Regions from separate parts of the Homo sapiens genome. Here all the other regions are linked to region 2. The links are chromatin loops, found by intact Hi-C in ENCODE. Cell type or tissue: B cell. All regions are shown on one strand.

Region 1 (2,500 bases), 51 kb after region 2:
TCTCAAAAAAAAAAAAAAAAAAAAAAAAAAAAAAGCCAAAAAAACAAAAACAAAAAGCCAAAAACAAACAACCCCCCCCCCAAAACAAACAACAAAAAAGCCAAAAACAAAACCTGCCTCCTTTTCACCCAGGGTTTGGGTAATTTCTCTGGGGAGCCATGGAGCCGGAGGGAGTATTTCATTAACAGGGTCTGAATGCTACTGTACTCTGCTCTCTGGCCACTGCCACAGGGAACAGAGGGCTCCTGACAAGGGAGGCACAGAAACAAAAGACAGATTTCTCCTGAGATAAAATGCATTTGCTAAACTGCTTCTTTGGGCAGCCAGCTGAGGCAGAGGGAAATTTGGACCCAAGGGAAAATGGCCCGTTAGGCAGTTTGCATTTATTTCTCCTCATCTTTAAGGACAGTGGCCTAGACTGACTTTTTGAGCTGCTGGAAATGATGGCTGGTTATACCTGAGGATCCAGAGGGAGTACAAGTGCATCCTGTGCTCTGGCCTTAGAGACTTCTGTTCACAGTTGCGCAAACTAAGGAGTGAGATTATGGGGATAACTGAAAAGCGAGACCTGATATCTCTGACACTCATTTTCTATGCGACCTTGAGCAAGTCATGTCTCTGAATTAGTAAGACAAAGGGTTTGGACTTCCTAAAGTGACGCTCAAGGATCACGCACTCACTGGGTCAGGTAAAGTGGGGAGAGCTTTTGCAGGTTCTTTCTCATGTAAGACTCACATCAACTCTACAGATCAAGAACCACTCTTAGTCCTCTTTAGTAGAAGAAGACATCCATCATCTGAAAGGTTTAGCCATTGCTTAAGGTTATACAATGCGCGAACAGAGTAGCTGAGATTCAAACCCAGGTGTATTTCCTCTGAATTCTTGCAGGTAACCAACTCACTACAATGCCTAGTTGGTCAGCCTCTGGGCTTCTTTCTAGTTCTAACAGTAAACGATTCTGTGACTGCAGAGGACTCAACACATGTATTTCACATGGTGGCAGAAACATCCTGTGCTCACCAATATCCATATTTTGCTCTCTTCCTGGGCACAGAGCTAGGCTGTATCTCCAGCCTCCTTGCAGTTAAGAATAACTCTGTGATACAGCTCTGGCCACTGGAGTCTGGAAAGGCTCTGGCTAGTACAGGCACCACTCTGAAGCCTTGCTCAGGAACAAATTTTATTCGCCTTCTTTTCTTGGCTGACAGCCAGAGCAAGAGAATCCTGTAGAGCAGGCTGGGGTTCTGTGGAGGGCAGAGCCACAAGACAAAAGGAGCCTGGGTCCTTCAACCTGCAGAAAAACTACCTGCCAATCATGAACACCCATGTGGACTTTCTGCAAGGTTCCAGCAGGTTGAGCCACATTACAGCTGCTTGTGCTACCTTGACTAACAGGCACATTTGAATGCTTGTAGCCTGTAAGTGATGGAGACATAGTACGATGGACCAATTAAGGAGTCTGGGAGGCCCCGTTTCTTCCTTCCTGTGACACCCCTCCTTCTGATGTCTTGGGGCAATGGGTGAAATCACTGATGGGGAAATTACCACTCAAGCATGTTGCTTTGCACTTTCAACTTGCTTTCACTTTTTGGTGGCTTCGTATCCACTATTTCATTTTTACTCCTCCCCAGCGCTTGCATGAGACAGGCAAGGCTGCCCTTAGGGCCCTCAGTTGACAGATGAGGGCCCAAGGTGCTCAGAGAAGCTGGGGCTCCAACTCTGGTCTCCTGAAACCTAACCCAGAGCTTGTCCCTGTGGTTTCCACAAAGCAGTTACATCTTATTAAGCCACACAGACAGGCAGAAAAAGCTCACGACCTTCCTCGTTGCCTGCTGTGTGTATTAATCAACAAGTTCCAGGAACCCAAAGCATTTTTTTACTAAGGAAACCAAACTATGAGTCCATTTTCATTCTTTTGCAGGGAGGTAGGGGGCTGCATTCAGGACTGTTGAGTGAAGGTTCAGAGAGGGTCTGCCCAGCCCTGACCTCGACTTGGAGGAGATAAGAAAAAGGCTTGGTCTCCTCCCTCCCAGTTATCAGTATTAATTCACGCATCACATACAATTCATAGGCTCTTATTTTATGCCAAGTCTTGTGCTAGGAATGGGGAATGAGCTCCTGCTTCTGCACTTGTATTATTCCTATGGTCTAGGAGGAGAGGCAATGAAGCCAGTCACTAATTACAAACACAGTGCAATCACAACACAAACCTTAATTCTGGGGGGCCTTTGCCATCTGCCACATTGTTCTAAGCTCCTGGCCCTGTCTTACTTTATTGATTCCTCTTAAGTCTATCAGATAGGAATAACTAATTTCCATCGTACAGATGAGAAAACTGAGGTGCAGGGAGTTTAAGCAGATCACCAGGAATCCCACAGCTGGCAGTCCAGCTGGGATTTCACATGAGGCAGCCTCATTCCAGAGCTGCCTTCTTATCTACTGCACAAGTAAGAGATGCCACTTGAGAAAGGGAGATATGGTGGAAAGGAGAGGAAGGGAG
Region 2 (2,500 bases):
TTTAGCTCTCTATGTCAAGGTGTGTCTCAGTAGCTTCCTGCAAGAGTGGGAGGGGAATGGGGAAGAAACAGTCTGTACTTTCATTTATTAAATGCAGCTTTCGCTGGTCACATTGCAACTCAATACAAACAGCCCAGCAGAGGGTAGGGCATTAACTCTTGTTCTCATCAATGTAAACACAATATTAATATTGAAGATTAAAGAAAATGGGTAAAAAGTCCAGTGTCTCCTCAATCTGTGTGAAGGTGAAGGTGGTTGCCTACCCTTGGACAGGTCCCAAAGGGAGACTGAGGTTGTCACCTCTTCCCATCCACAGTGAAGCAGGCAAGAACCAGAGGAACCCAATCACTTTCTTCCTGTAGGTCTCCAGATGGATACGTGAATCTTCAGAACTGGGCTTTCATGAATTATGAAAGTTCTTCGAAAGGCCTGAGAGGTTCGTACCTTGTGTGTGCACTGAAGTAGTTCCTTCAAAGCCCTTTCCCATGAATCAGTCACTGCCAATAGAAAATGTGACCGGTGTAAAACAGCCAGCCCTCGTAATTCCGCAGTCCCCATCGCTATAGCCCCTGGATTCTGGAGAGTAGGGAGTTCAAAGTCACGGGAGCCTCGGTGATCATCCTGAAGGAAGCTGCCCATGTTTAAATATCGGCCGAAGATGCTTGACCTCCTTCCTGGGCCACTGCTGATAGAGGGTGGTTGGTAGAGGCAGCTGATTTTCCTTTAGAGCCTCAAAGGATCAGATTTTCTATTTTGGATTGCCAGCCCCAAAAATAAACAAAACCCCCAAAGAAAAACAAAACAAAACAGGAGTGACTTTGGGGATAAGGAAACCCATCAACCCCACCTCCAGGACCCTCTGGTTACAATGTCCCCATTGGGTTTTTCCAAGTGGTTGGTTTAGATCATCGGTTTGCCCTCCGTTTGAATGCCCAGCTACATTGCAGGGCAAAGGGGAAAGTTTTCACTTAATAAAGACAATTTCACTTCTATTTCCTGGGACGAATAACCCCTAGAACCCTGACTTCCCTTTCTCCCCAGTTATGATGGGAAGCATAATTATTAAAAAGCATCCAGAACATCCTAAAGCCCTGCCCTGATCTTGTGGCTTTGCAGTAAGATGATAACCCTTTTACTCCCTGTCACCCCTTGATTTCCCATTCTTGAAGAGACTCATCTAGGTGGGCTGCATAGCTAACCTCTGGGAATGCAGGGTTGTGGGGCAGAGAGGGACTGGCTGGATCCTTGTCCAAGGTCTCTGTAGTGAGGGCAGCTTGGCTGGGCCAAAGAGATAAATAAAAACAAACCGAAAAAGCATGGCTCAATTTTGAATTTGAAGGCCGGGCCCCAAACAGCGAGTGGCACTTCCCCTACAGCATGTCTCCCCCTAGTGGTGGGCTTCTTGGTGCTAGCTGTTGTTCTCGGCTGTGAGATATTTCAGGGCAGCAAAGCCGTAGCGGCGGGACATGTCCTGCTGAAACTCTTCCTTGAGGGTTTTGAGACAGATGCGGTATTGCTTGTTGGAACGGAACTTGGTAATGTCGAAGCTGGGGGCATGAGGCATGTGGATCATGTAGGCGTTGGGCAGCACAATGAACTCATACTCCTGGAAGAAGACAAGAGCAGCGTGAGAACCCGCAAGAGCCGAGGGTCATGCATGATGAAGGCCCAAGCGAATGATTGAATGGCTAGTGAATGAATGACTTGATAATGGCACCCACAAGCAGATGGCAAAGGACAGCACAACAGCTTTGGAGTGGGGTAATTCAGGGCTGTTTCCATGACCTTGGACCAGGAAACTGGCTTCTCTGAGCCTTCATGTTCTCATCTATAAGGTGAAAGTAATAATATTCTTGAATGATGACCATGACGGAGAAGCCAATACTGTATAAACAGTGCTGAGCCGAGCTCATGGCCTAGAAAAGGTTTCTTGATAAATAGATGTGAGCTCACACCCACATGGACAGTCTAGGATGACACACGCCATGGGATATTCTCTTGCTCGATTAACTGACATCTGTTTATGATTCCTCATAGGACTTGATGCGATCTGACAGTCTCAACAGATGAGTGCAAAAGAGGGTACAAAACAGGAATGAGAGACCAGATGAAATAAAAACAAGTATTTTGCTGGACCTAAGCTCACCAAGAACAAACCTCTCCCTGACACATCTTTATCGCAGGTCACACTGTCACCCAGTATTCTCAACTTGGCAGAATACAGCTTAATACTCAGGCCAAAAATAAAAGGCCTCTGAATAGCCAAAACAGGTGACCCAGATTTAGGTCATATCGCTTAGAGGAGAACTCAGCACACTTTTACTCAGATCTATTTACTCTCATTTTGGACATATTGTCTGACAAGCTTTTGTTATCTAGTTTCCCAGCTCAGAGCAGATAAGAATAAACTCAGGGATAACTGGGATGGGGAAAGGCGGCTGTTTTAGGTAGAACAATACAACAGCAGCAAGAAAAGACAGTTGCTGGTGAGGAATGAGTG
Region 3 (2,500 bases), 64 kb before region 2:
ATTAAGCCCTTTACAGCTTTCATTGCTTAACTTTCTTTCTATAGCTCTTTTCCACCACCTTCACCCTCCAGAACTAACAAATGCAAAGGTAGGAGGTAGCAGATGCGATCTATGGTAATTTTCCTCCAACATTAGAGCTCTTCACAGTGATAGTATATTATGAGACTCACACAGGGTGCCACATAAAATGTATGTTTGTTAGATACCTTTCAAATTAAATTCAGTCACAGGAAAATATGATGTGGTGGGTTCAATTTCCACACTCTGACCCCTGCTCCAAAAAATCCATTGACTTTCCTTTATTCAGTTTTGCTCATAAAAACAAACTTCTAGAGTACATTTCAACTGCAATTCAATTGATAAATATTTGCTCTATGTACAATATCTGGATTCATAATCACAGCCTACAGTAGCAGTTCTCAATCGTTTCTTTTAAATAATAGAGACAGGGTCTCACTCTGTCTCTCAGGCTGGAGTGCCATGGTGTAATCACAGCTCACTGCAGCCTCGACCTCCTGGGCTCAAGTGATCCTCCCACCTCAGCTTCCTGAGGAGCTGGGACTACAGGCGTGCACCACCAGGCCAGCTAATTGTATTTTTATTTTTCTGTAGAGATGGGGTCTGGCTATTTTTTCCGGGCTGGTCTCGAACTCCTGGCCTCAAGGGATCCTCCCACTTCAGCTTCCCAAAGCAATGGTATTACAGGCATGAGCCACCACGCCCGGCTGTGGTTCTTAATCTTAATCTTGGCTCTACATTAAAACTACTGGGGGATTTTTCAAAACTCTCAGTACCCACCCCAATCCTCTACTAATTCACACAGAAGTTCTTGAGGGTGGGACCCAGGCATCAGTTTTTTTAAAGCTTTCCTGGTATGCAGCCAAAGTTGAGAAACACTATTGGAAAGTCATCCAGAGCCGTGTTCTCCAGATCCAGGAGGCTGTCGCTTTCCATTAGCTCCTTCTCAACCTTGGTCCTTGACCCAGGGGTCCCTACCAGCCGCCCTCCCGGCCTCCACAGGCCTTTGGGGCGTGTATCCTTGTCCTCTTTGCCCTCCACAGAGCATGGTCTGGCAGATAGACGGGGGTGGCACAAGGGTGACATCTAGTGGTTTAAAAAATGAAGTTAGCGTCTTAATGGTCCCATTCTCTGAAAAATGGCAAGAGAACGACACCGGCGGAACCTGGTCTGTGTGCCGCCTGGGATTGGCTCAGCCATGGTCTCCTGTCCTCTGCAACTGACGATGCTCTAGGAGCCCTACAGGGCTGAACCTCATTCTTGGAGGCCTCAGAGGGAGGTCCTCCTTGAACTCAGTCTTAGCCTTCATGCTGTTTTGCCTACCCCGCCACCAGGCCCGCTGCTATGGTGGCTGTTCCCTGCCCTTAAGTCACCGGCAGACGTGGCCTGATGGCACCTAGCCTCAAGCCTGACCCACCATGCCATGCAAGCTTCCACCCCTGTTGCCATAGAGAAGCACTGGGCGCTCACACGCACACGGGCTCACCTGGCCTGGTTCCTTGGGCTGCAGGTGAATGGTGGACCTCTCTTCCCTCTCTGGCTCTCCCCTGTTCCCAGGCTGCCCCTATGCTCTGGGCCTCACACCACGGATGCCTCTGCGGCTCCCCCAAAATGTGGGTGAGTCATTGCCCCGGGGCCTTGCATTCATTGGCTCTGGCTGCCGTAACAAGGTACAGGCAGACCTCGTTTTCCCGCACTTTGCTTTATTGAACTTTGAAGATAGTTGTGTTATTTATAAATCGAAGGTTTGTGGCAACCCTGCATTGAGCAAGTCTATCGGTGCTATTTTTCCAACAGCACGTGCTCACTTTGTGTCTCTGTGTCACATTTTGGTAATTCTCAAGTATTTCAAACTTTTTCATTATTATTATATCTGTTACAGTGATCTGCGATTTGTGATTTGTAATTGTTTCGGGGCTCCATGAACCATGTAAGACAGAGAACTTAATCTATAAATGTTCTGACTGGTCATTCCCTCATCTCTCTCCTCCTCATCGGGCCTCCTGAGACACAATAGTATTGAAATAAGGACAATTCATAATGCTACAAGTGTTACACTTAAAAGGCTCTAAGTGTTCCAGTGAAAGGAAGACACACACCTCTCACTTTAAATCAAAAGCTAGAAATGATTACACTTAGTGAGGAAGACATGTTGAAAGTGGAGATAGGCCAAAAGCTAGGCCTCTTGTCCCAAACAGCCTAGCTGTGAACACAAAGGAAAGGTTCTTCAAGGGAATTAAAAGTGCTGTGAGGCTGGGCGTGGTGGCTCAAACCTGTAATCCCAGCACTTTGGGAGGCCGAGGCGATGGATCACCTGAGGTCAGGAGTCCGAGACCAGCCTGGCTAACATGCTGAAATCCCGTCTCTACTAAAAATACAAAAGATTAGCCGGGCGTGGTGGCACACACCTGTAGTCCCAGCTACTCGGGAGGCTGAGGCACGAGAATTGCTTGAACCCCAGAGACGGCGGCTGCAGTGAGCC

What was found. A loop is a pair of places that touch in the nucleus more often than their neighbours do. Peaks named below come from ENCODE experiments on the same cell type or tissue, not always from the same donor. Only the 100,000 strongest peaks of a DNase experiment are listed, where the experiment ranks them.
Region 1: a loop joins it to region 2, with 2.2 times the contacts of the local background. A loop is called at or near these places in 2 of 110 quality-filtered maps.
Region 3: it touches region 2 in a loop (2.3-fold over the local background); 6 of 110 quality-filtered maps call a loop at or near these places.

What each region holds. Positions count from the first base shown.
Region 1 is chr22:33,324,225-33,326,724 of GRCh38, forward strand. The region is part of intron 10 of LARGE1 (LARGE xylosyl- and glucuronyltransferase 1); the gene reads right to left. Among named protein-coding and RNA genes, the nearest start is that of MIR4764, 110 kb to the right of the region's middle. RefSeq lists an enhancer at 1,242-1,291. In B cell, no CTCF peak of the experiment used is centred here; a DNase peak (open chromatin) is centred at 1,457; H3K4me3 peaks cover 977 bases; H3K27ac peaks cover 2,373 bases.
Region 2 is chr22:33,273,019-33,275,518 of GRCh38, forward strand. It overlaps LARGE1 (LARGE xylosyl- and glucuronyltransferase 1), which reads right to left. Exons shown (of 15, transcript NM_133642.5): 15 at 1-1,606. The coding sequence ends at 1,409. Among named protein-coding and RNA genes, the nearest start is that of LARGE1-AS2, 110 kb to the left of the region's middle. In B cell, CTCF peaks have their summits at 1,384 (motif pointing left) and 1,583; DNase peaks (open chromatin) are centred at 63 and 1,383; H3K27ac peaks cover 2,500 bases.
Region 3 is chr22:33,209,222-33,211,721 of GRCh38, forward strand. It overlaps a transcript of LARGE1 not described here. Among named protein-coding and RNA genes, the nearest start is that of LARGE1-AS2, 46 kb to the left of the region's middle. In B cell, CTCF peaks have their summits at 1,111 (motif pointing left) and 1,313; a DNase peak (open chromatin) is centred at 1,100.